Linked DNA regions of Homo sapiens: region 2 is linked to region 1. Evidence: chromatin loops called from intact Hi-C (ENCODE). Cell type or tissue: heart right ventricle. All regions are shown on one strand. Links, peaks and the distances in the headings refer to the core of each region. The heading gives the core; the rest is flanking DNA.

Region 1 (5,386 bases), core at 81-5,080:
ATTTAATTGTAAATTTAAAGGTTCATAATTGAAGATAATACTTATTTCTATAGTGATAACATAAATAGAAATTTTGGTAATGTCAGTGTTTTTTTTCCACTTTTCAAAAATATGCATTTATTTTTCATCATTTGTTTCTCTACAAAAGGAAAACAATGTCACTGTTATAATGAACACATTTTCTTTTCTAAATTAAAAAAATCCCCTAAGTCAGCAATAAACTTGGAATTGGTTGTAGGGCTCATAAAATTCATAATTGTGTCCAAATACACTGTTATTTTACAAAAATAGAGGTTACAGTTGTAAAAATGTATGAACATTTATTTATTTTAGAAATTGTTTTTCCTTTAATTTTTTACATTGACATATAACAATTGTATATATTTATGGGGTATAGCGTGATGTTTTGATACATATTATGTGTAGTAATCAGATCAGGGTAATTAGCATATCCACCATCTCAAATATTTATCATTGCTTTGTGTTGGGAACACTCAATATACACCTAGCTATTAGAAGGCCTGTACTATATTATTATTAACTGAAGTCACCCCACAGTGCTATAGAACACTGTAATTTTGTATTTTTTAACAAATCTCTATCTCCCCTCCATCCCTTACTAATCTCTAGGGTCCTCTGTACAAGTTTTTAAATGTATGTACAGAATAATTGCAGTTTTTTGTGAAGCCTTCATCAGTTGGGTTTTAGAAGTGTCGGAATCTTTGAAAAACTATATTATGAATCAACTCATGTCCCATATTAGTATTAAAGTTTTGTTGTTTTTAGTAAACCAATCATTTACCTTTTCATTGCATTTCCCCTCAAAATCAGTTGGAAGTGTCTACACAAAGCATTTATGAAACAGAGCATAAGAAAACCTCAGCTTTTGCTGCTTTTAGCTAATTAAAATTATCAAAAACAAAGCCTGCAGACAGGACGCCATATAAATTAATCACCAAAGAAAGAAAGAGGGAGCTGAACAAATTTAAGAATAAGAGTTCAAACGTGTGTGATGTTTAATTTTGAAATTCTATAATTGCATTTTGGAATATTTCAACTCGTGGGAGGGATCTTTTGATAGGATTTGTACTTTTAATTAGACAACTTCATATATATATGTATTTTTTACCAGTACAGAATGAAACCAAGGTCCTCAATTTTGCACTTTCTAAACTTGGTGAAATGTTCAAAATAATCATAAACAGATAACTTATTTGACAAGTTCCGGCTTTTTGAAAACATTTTCTCTGAATAGAGGCAAAGAAACCATAGCTGTGACAATATTAGAGCTGGATTATTTAAGAATTAAATTATGGAAAAGTTTTAATCAACAATATCCCTTATGTAGAATTTGCTCTGAGCTTAGCAGGTATTTCAGCATCTACTGAAAGACTATCTTCTAACAACCCCAATTTCGTTAATCATAAAATGAGCTTTGAAGAAGATTTCTGGCAATTTTATAAAAGAATTAAAAATAATACAGCACATTGAGAAACTAAATTCTTCGGAAAAATTGTAGTGACAGCTTTGGAGACCAGGATTTCTAAAATACCTGAGATTATACAAGAATAATGATTTTGTTTGTTTGTGTTTTTTTCACACTGAGATAACAAAAAGTTTTTTCACATTTTGCTTAGTGTGTACAGATACATGCTATTTTATTTTATTTTTAATTAATTAATTATTATTATTTTTTGAGATGGGGCTGGAGTGCAGTGGGCGATCTCAGCTCACTGCAACCTTCTTCTCCCGGGTTCAGACGATTCTCCTCTCTCAGCCTGCTGAGTAGCTGGGATTACAGGTGCATGCCACCATGCCCGGCTAATTTTTGTATTTTTAGTAGAGACAGGATTTCACCATGTTGGCCAGGCTGGTCTCGAACTGCTGACCTCAGGTGATCCACCGGCCTCAGGCTCCCAAAGTGCTAGGATTACAGGCGTGAAACAGTGCGCCTAGCTAGACACATGCTATTTTAAAAGAGAATTTTATTAGGGCCGGGCGCGGTGGCTCACGCCTGTAATCCTAGCACTTTGGGAGGCCTAGGTGGGCGGATAACCTGAGGTCAGGAGTTTGAGACCAGCCTGGCCAACATGGAGAAACCGCGTCTGTACTAACAATACAAAAATTAGCCAGGCGTTGTGGTGCACACCCGTAATCCCAACTACTCGGGAGGCTGAGGCAGGAGAATCGCTTGAACCGGGAGGTGGAGGTTGCAGTGAGCTGAGATTGCCCCACTGTACTCCAGCCTGGGCAACAGAGCGAGACTCTGTCTCAAAAAAAAAAAAAGAGAATTTTAGTTTTGAAAACTTTTTTTTTTGTATAGAACGATTTTAAAGGTCCGCCGGTAAAATAAAAGCAGCTGTCAATTCAGATTTCATCTATCTATGCAACTTTAGCTCTATAACTGTAATTATTTTTGATGCCCTTTTCCCTTTCAGAATTGTCCTGGTGTGGAAGAATAATTATATGGTCGCGCTCTCTATATAACAGGGCGGAATAGTAAAAATGCTCTCCAGAAAGGAGCTTTTCAGGTTTTCTTCATCTCCATTGGCCTCAGGAGAGGTGTTATTTTTGCTAGGTATGAAGTTTTTTCTGGTTGTTGTCTCGACCCTGACACCATAGAGTTTGCTTCTTTGTCTGGGTGGATGTCAGGGCTGAGAAGGAAACAGCTCTGTCACTTGAGAACTGGCTTAATCTGTGGGGAAATCAAACTTAGTCTCTATGTTTCCTCTGTAAAATATTAACTGTTAAGGTGCCTTCCGACTCAAACGCAATGTTATCATCAACCTTTAAGAGAATCGGTCACTTCTGTTCATTTTCTCTTCCACTAGATGGCGCTGTCCGTCACATTATAACAGTGCTGCTCAGGGCCTGGAACGGTCAGTTGCTACAGCTTTTCTTTAAGGTCTGTGAACTCCCGCCCTGCCTTAGACCTTCTGCCCCTGCTGCTATGGGGACGTTGTTGAAGTGCTTTCTTCTCCTTGCCACCAAGACACTCTGCAACATTCCTTAACGTTTCATTCTAGGCCACCTCCCCAAGCTTAAAAAATTTGTTTATGGTAAGAACGGTTAATATGAGGTGTAACTTCCTAACTAATTTTCAGTGTACAACAATATATTATTATCAGCTGTAATAATAATAACAATATATTATTACAGCGTTGAACAGCAGATCTCTAGAATCTATTCATCTTGCTTAATTGAAACTTTACTTTCCGTCTTTCTAGAACTCACGTTGCACCCGGCGTGACTATGATTTACCACTCACAGTTCAGGGTGGGGACACTGAAATACGAGGCTCATAGAGTCTGGTGGTACTGGGTCTTGGTGAGTAGGAGCAAGCAAGGCACTGCCCAAAAGCACTTCTACCCGTATGAGCATCCGTCCACAGGTAAGACCCGGGGACTCAGCCCCAACTTACCTGATGTGGCTCTGTGAGCACCAGGTGTGTGGGGCCGGGAGACAGGGACCACCCTAGTTTAGCTTCCTTAAGACCTTCAACAGTGGCTCTGCAAAGTGCTTATAAAAGGAAAAATCAGTGGAATGAATCCCAGGGCAGCTGAGATCTGCTGTGGATCTACTCTGTACCAGCCATGTGCTAGATGCTTGATATACACAACCACATTTATGTGTAGCACAAAAACCCTGTAAGGTAGGGACTGGTACTTTGATCCTCACTTTGTTTCTTGAACTTTCGCTAATTGTTCTTTGCTTCTGCCTCAACTCCGCCCCTTCTGTCCCTCTCAGTCTGATATACCAATGGACTGCCCTCCTAGCTTGGTTTCCTAGATTCCAGTACCATTTGGTGCATTATTGCAATTAACTGTTGAAAATCATGAGCCTCTTTCATGTTAGGGAACTAGGTCTTCTGGGTGGAATCCAGCCCTGAAGGCTGGGAGTTGGTAACTTTGCCATGTGTTTCTTGTTGTCACGAGATGCCTCATCCCTCATTCTAGGAGTCCTAAAAATTTCATATGTCTCAGCATCTCCTGAGAATTTTGTTAAAATGCAGATTCCACGGTCCCATCTCTATAGGTTCTGACTTATTATCTAAGGTAGGCTCGAGAATGAGTATTTTGAAATAAGCATCACGGGTGATTCTGAGGCAGTTTCCAAGGATCCTGTGTTGGGAAACTCAGCCCCGTGGGGCTGGCTCATTGTCATGGATGCCCTGTCTTGGTGCCTGCTTCTTAGCTCCCTGCCTATCTCTAGAACAGGTACCCCATGTGAAACGCGCTCATCAGGAATCTGTCCCTTTGCCCCTGGGAATCTTCTGTAGTCCAAACCAGGGCCTTCACCCTCAGCTCTGTTTTCAGGTGTGAGGCTCTTGCTCTTCCTCAGAGACAGGTTCCATGAGTAACCTTTTCCTTTCGGTTGGGCCTACTCCCTATAAGCAGGGCATGGCCTCACACCCAGTGCAGGCTTGGTAATGCCTTAATTGTGGAGCACACAGAGAACAAGTGTTACCAGGACGGGACAATGGTGGCAGGAGCCATGCTTCTGCCCAGCCCTAGAGGATGATGACGATTTCTCAGGCAGGTTAAGGGTGGGGTGGAAGCTATTTCTAGGAAAGGAAAAGCAAGAACAGTGAAAGGGCAAGGTGTGTTTGGGAGCCTAGAAGAGGCTGTGTAGCTGAAATGCATGTGTCAGTGGAGAATGAGTCACAGATGCATGGTGGGGAGAGGCTGGACATCCACCCCCAGGAGATTGTCCTTCATGCTGGCTGAGGAGTCAACAGGTGTCCTTGCAAGGGGGAGACAGACTGAATGAAATTGGGGGACTCAGTAGGAGAAAGAAAAGCTGATCAGAGGCTGTTGACTCTGATATAGAATAAAAGTAATGAAGGCATAAACCAGGACAGTGGTAGAAAAACCAGACCACAGAGGAGAAAATGTAGAGAAGTTTGATAGGTAGAAGCTAAGCATCTTGAAGCCCAGTTGTGGGTAGGGGTGGGTAAACAGGAGAAATCAACAACTAACATTTTAAGCTGAAGTGAATAAACAGATGGTGAGGCCATTCTACAAGACAAATAGAAGGTGTCAAACTAAGTAACACATAGAGAGGGAAACTCTCCAAAAGAAAATGATATTTATTTCGCAGTAGCCTTGCAATAGGAATATGTGCATCATAGTAAACTAACTGTGTGTATTCAAAGAGGTTGAGGCAAGGAGAAATTTTTAAAGGTAAAATAAGGAGGATTACATAAGTTGTTTTGAATTAATTATCCTTGGCTACAAGAATCAATACCAAGGGTGGCATCAGTCCAATGTTAAACAGGCAGTTGGTGGACAGATGTCCTTGTATAAGGAATTTTTTTGTGTGAGGTTGTGATGTCCTTTGTGCAAAGTTATGGCTTTTGCAGAGTCTTTTGTGATACTTCTTGTTA
Region 2 (5,386 bases), core at 204-5,203, 480 kb after region 1:
TGATATTAGCTGTAGGCTTTTCATAGGTGCCCTTTAACAGGTGAAGAAGGTCTCTTTTATTCGTAGTTTGTTGTGTTTATATCAGGAATAGATGTTGGATTCTGTCAAATGCTTTTTTGTTTCTTTTAGATGATCATATGGTTTTGTTAATATTGGGATTAATTTTTGAATGTTGAAACAATCTTGCGTTACTGGGAGAAACTCCACTTGGTCATGATGTATTTCCTATTTTGTCTAGTATTGGATGCAATTTGTTAAAATATTTTTAGAATTGCTCATCTCCATTCATGAGAGACATTAGTCTGTACTATTCCTATTTTGTAATATCTTTGTCTCACTTTGGTTTTAGGTAATTCTGGTCTCAAAGAATGAGTTGAGAAACATACCTACCTTTGCAATTTTCTGGAACAGATGTTGTATAATTGGTATTATTTCTTCCTTTAATGTTTGGTGAAACCATCCGAGACTGGAGTGGCTTTATATTGCAACTCTATTTTCATTAATAGATAGTGAACTATTCAAATTACATATTTCTTCTTGAGTTAGCTTTGGTAGCTTGTGTCTTTCAAGGAATTTGTTCATTTTCTAGTCATCAAATTTACTGTTGTAAAGTTGTTTATAATAGTCTCTTATTTTTCTTTTAATAGCTGTAAAATCTGTAGTAATACCATCGCTCTCATTTCTGAGATTAGTAGCTTGTGCCTTTTTCTCTTTTCTGATCAGTATGACTAGGTGTTGATAAATTTTATTGCTGTTTCTCAGAACCAGCTTTTGGTTTCATTGATTTTCACTATTGTTTTTCTGTCCACAACATTGATTTCTGCTCTGATCTTTATTATTTCCTTTTTCTGATTACTTCACATTTAATTTTTTCACTTTTTGATGTAACCGACCACGATCCCTGATGCACTGAACAAAGTAGGATGAACGCGGGAATAAAAGACAAAGACAAAAGAGTATATTTGGAAGAAGGGGTCGGGGGCACCTTGCCTCTAGTAGGCAAGGGCCCTAAACTTTTTCAGTCCTCCGTATTTATTAGGTAAAAGAGATAGCAAAAAAAGTGGGGGTGATTGTCGGGTAATTGTCAGTCGGCCGTTTGGTTCACAGCAGGCTTGTGACACTGCATCCTTTGAACAATAGGCGCTAGATTTTCCAGTAGATAACTTCAAGGAGCCTGGTGCCAGGGAGTGATGACCCTCAGCAAACCTCTTGGCGGCAGGTGCAGTGTGAGTTTACCCACATCCTGCATTCATGATAAACAGTTTGCTGTTTGATCATATAGCCTCCAGTGGAATGCTGAGTTGGTCATGATCCCTTTGCTGGCTCTCTACATTTTGGGTATTTTTTTAGTTTTTTTAAGGTGAAACAGGTAATTGACTTGAAACTTTTCTTGGTTTTTAATATAGGTGTTTACCACCATAAAAAATTTCCCTAAGTATTGATTTAGTGGCATCAATAAATTTTGATATCCTTTGCATTTTTATTCAGTTCAAAATACATTCTGATTTTCCTTTTGATTTCTTTTTTGACTCATGAATTATTTGAAAGTGTAATTTTTAGTTTCCAGTTTTGATGATTTCCAAAGATTTTATGTTATTGACTTCTAATTGAATCTCACCATAGTCAGATAACATGTTTTTAATGACTTGTATTCTTTTAAGATATTGAGATTTATTTTATGCCCCTAAATATGGTCTATCTCAGGAAATGCTCCATGATCACTTGAAAAGAATGTATATTCTGCTGTTTTGGGGTGTAGTGCTCTGTAAATGTGAATTCCATGAAGTTGGTGATAGTGTTGTTCAGGTCTTCTATATAATTACCAATGTTGTGTCTGCCTGTTCTAGCAATTGTTGAGAGATGAGTGTTGACATGTCCAACTATAATTGTTGACAGGTCCAGCTCTAGGTCAAAATCCCATATGTGATCCCATAGGCCTGACCATAGGCAACTACAAGGCAGGCTGCATGGGGGAGGTGGGGGGAAGCTGCCCTGCTCACAGATTTGGTGCACAGCCAGGGCATTGAAGTGTCCAGTGGGAGCTGCAGTCAAGGACTCAGGCCCTTGAGCCAGGCCATGCCTTTATGCATCTCTACATTCCGAGCTCAGACAGCTTCACTCAGAGCCCTCCTTATGAGGGGAGCAGAGGCCTTCGCTGAGACACTGTTCAGGAGCCTCTGAAGAGACTTTCTTATCAGGAGCCTTGAAGACACTCTCTTGCACTCAAGCTCAGCACTCAGTACTTTTCCACTTCTAGTCCATCCTTCCCCCATCCCATCCCTCCTGTCCCTCCCCTTGGCTCCTGGGTCCACAAAATGGCAGGAACCTTGCGTTTGGGACTTCTAGGCAATGAGACAATTCTCCCACCTCTGCTGCTTGTCATCTGACCCTTCCTGGTGCTGTTCCATGGGGAAAATAATGGCACCATGTCCTGGGTAGCCTCTTCTTATCACAGTAAGCAAATAAAAGCTTGACTGTTACTTTCAGTGGGGCTAGTTGTCCTAATTCAACACCTTAACACCTGAAAGTACTCACATACATGCCCCCTCTCTCTTTCTCTCTCTCTCTCTCTCTCAATTTGACAAAGGAGCTGAGTGGTCAATTAAGCACAATGCCTTTTTGGAAAAACAAAAAGCCTAAAAGTCCTTCAGGGCACAGTAGAGGTGCTGGTGGTTCATCTGCAAGAGTCTGAGGGTACCGCAGAACACTTGCCAGCCATGCCACGGGGTGTCTGGGAGGTGCCAGTGGACCCCGCAGGGCACCCTTAGAGTGTGCTAATGTGTTGTTTACAGAAGCTTTTCGGTTCCGAGGGGGATCATTGGTCCTCAGCTGGGTACTACTTGGGCTCCGACAGATCTGGCAGGTTTGGTACACTGTAACAAGACCCATGCCATTGAAAAACACTTCTGGATGCCCTTCGCAGAGGCTATAGTAGCCCCGCAAGTCACCCTGGGGGTCCTCTGGGTCTACAATGAGGGGCTGGGGGAAGCAGAGGATAAGACTGTTCACCAGACTCAGATTTCAAGAATTTTTATGCCACTACTGCTGGTTATCAAGCCCAGGTAAACCTCATAAGGCCAGCTCAGTCCGTCCCAGACACAATCCAGCTATTTTAACAAATGCCTAAGGCATGGAAAGAGTGGCTGCTTCCAAGAAAACAGATTGCAGAAGCAGGGAGGCAAAGATGACTATCCGGCGCCCTCTACTGGACGATCTAGGCAATGACATTCCCAAATTGCTCTCTGAGCCTGATGATTCAATAAAGGGGCTCTCAAAGGAGGAGACTGAAGAGTTCCTCACCAAGATACCAGACCATGGGGGGCCCAGCAGGCAGCTCACGAGGGTTTGCATGGTGATAGCCCCTATGACTGATTCAAGCATTATGCTTGTTGTCATCCCTCCCAGTGACTCTGGAGATGACTTGAAGAGCCTCACGATCCTCTCCCCAGACAGCTAGACTTTTACAAATTAACAAGACTAGGGGTTAGGCTGAGGTCCCTCTGTCCCCAGGGATGACTAGAAGCCCTAGCCAATGTCAGAGTTCAGTGAGGAGGTGGGAGGAAATGTCCTTCTTGGCCATGCTGAACATCTGTGCACTGCTACCTCTGATCCCCACAATCCCTGGCACCAGGATGAGGGGGAAACAGATAATGTTCTCTGGTTTAGGGTCTGAGACCACCACCACCTGCTCTGTCTCTGGGAAGGGACCTTTGGGCCCCTAGAGGCCTTTACGTTATGGCTCCCATGACTGCATGTGTTCTTGGTATAGATGTATTGTCTATATGTGCCCCTACTGGCCTTCACCCTCAATCCCTGATGGAAATTGCTGCACTTAGGGTCATCTTAGTGGGACATGGGAAAGGCTGTGAGTGTACCCAATTACTGTCGCCTAGGCCATTGTATCCCCACCTGCTTTAGAGAGGAAAAAAATAACTGCTGTCATTATGTCACTAAAACATCAGGAATTCCATCTAGGTCCTTCTGTTCACTGCACAGAAAGCCAATCAGTGAGACAATGAGTATTGCAAAGACGAATGAAAACTTTAATTGGGTGCTACAGCTGAGGAGATGGGAGATAAGTCTCAAATCCATCTCCCTGACCAGCTAAAATTAGGAATTTATATAGCAGGGAAGAAATGTAACCATGTGTGGGGAAACAGGAATTAGGGAGAAGTAAGGAAGAGGAATTGGTCAACAGGAAGCAGGTGGTTGCGTAGGCCATCATGATGGGTGAGGGGTCGGGTTTCTCATTGTCCAGATGTGTAGACCTGGTGGGTTTTAGCTGCTTGATAATATCTGCAAGCACTGATGGTTGGCTTCCTGAGAAAGGAACTCAGATAACTGTAATTTTCTTGAGTTTTAAGACTATGAGGGTTAATTTATATGCTTTTTCAAAATAAACCATAAATATTAGTTTTATGGGACAATTGGGCTGGTTTCAATTGCTAAGCTTGAGGCAAAGTTCCTGAGAAACTGTTCCTCCATACAGTAGCTCTGTCTGGCCTGCGCACATGGCCTCAGGTACCTGGTGATCCTCTGTCTATTACAGGTGGCTCAAGCCTGTGGTGCCATTCTTTGCATTGGCAGTATCTGACATTTTGATTCTTACAGAGGCTACTGGAGGGAACTTGGTATGGGACAGTTGATATCATCAATGCCTTTTTCAGCATCCTCCCACACGGAGAAGTCCAGGATCAACTTGCCTTTATGTGGAATGGGTTGCAATCCACCTTTAATGTCCTTTCACAAAGTGACCTAAATTCCCCACATAGCTGCCATCAATGAATAGGTTATGCTCTGGGGAGAGTTGCTTGCCTGGAGGAAGCACTAGCCTTGCACTCTATTGATGACATCCTCCTTGTGAACCCAAACAAAGACATTGCCAAATAAGGACTAGGTGCTTGAGGACTGATGACTTTCACGCAGCAACCCAACTACACCATTAACAGACAGAGACCCCAAGTGAATTTCCTGGTTGTAATCTGGGCAAGTGGCACAACATCTCGTTTAGAGGAGATGACTGCCAAGCTTTTGGCTGTCTCTGCCCCAGCAAATAAAAAGGATGCCCAGTGATTTGTGGGCTTATTCATCTACTGTTACTGTCACATTTCCCTTGTGGGGATTTTGATGGGACCCAACTAAGAGGTTACTAGAAAAGGCTGCTATGTTTCAATGGGGCCCATTCAACAGGCTACCACAGCCATCCAAGTACCCTCCCTTCCCCTGGACCCCATGGATCCACATTTGCCATTCGACTTACAGGTCTCAACAACATTTCAGTTCCTTTACTATCGCTCATAGTAGAAAAATAACATCAGACACTTGTTGGGTTTTTCAACTTATAAGATCCTGGAGTCAGCTGAAAGGGAGTCAGCCAAAAGGCACA

The links. Hi-C counts contacts between places; a loop is a spot of excess contacts. Peaks named below come from ENCODE experiments on the same cell type or tissue, not always from the same donor. Only the 100,000 strongest peaks of a DNase experiment are listed, where the experiment ranks them.
Region 2: it touches region 1 in a loop (7-fold over the local background); 27 of 110 quality-filtered maps call a loop at or near these places.

What each region holds. Positions count from the first base shown.
Region 1 is chr18:63,515,794-63,521,179 of GRCh38, forward strand. It overlaps a transcript of SERPINB12 not described here. Among named protein-coding and RNA genes, the nearest start is that of SERPINB12, 24 kb to the right of the region's middle. In heart right ventricle, for the core only: a CTCF peak has its summit at 2,826 (motif pointing right); a DNase peak (open chromatin) is centred at 2,858.
Region 2 is chr18:63,991,783-63,997,168 of GRCh38, forward strand. It overlaps a transcript of SERPINB8 not described here. Among named protein-coding and RNA genes, the nearest start is that of SERPINB8, 24 kb to the left of the region's middle. In heart right ventricle, for the core only: a CTCF peak has its summit at 3,199 (motif pointing left); a DNase peak (open chromatin) is centred at 3,219.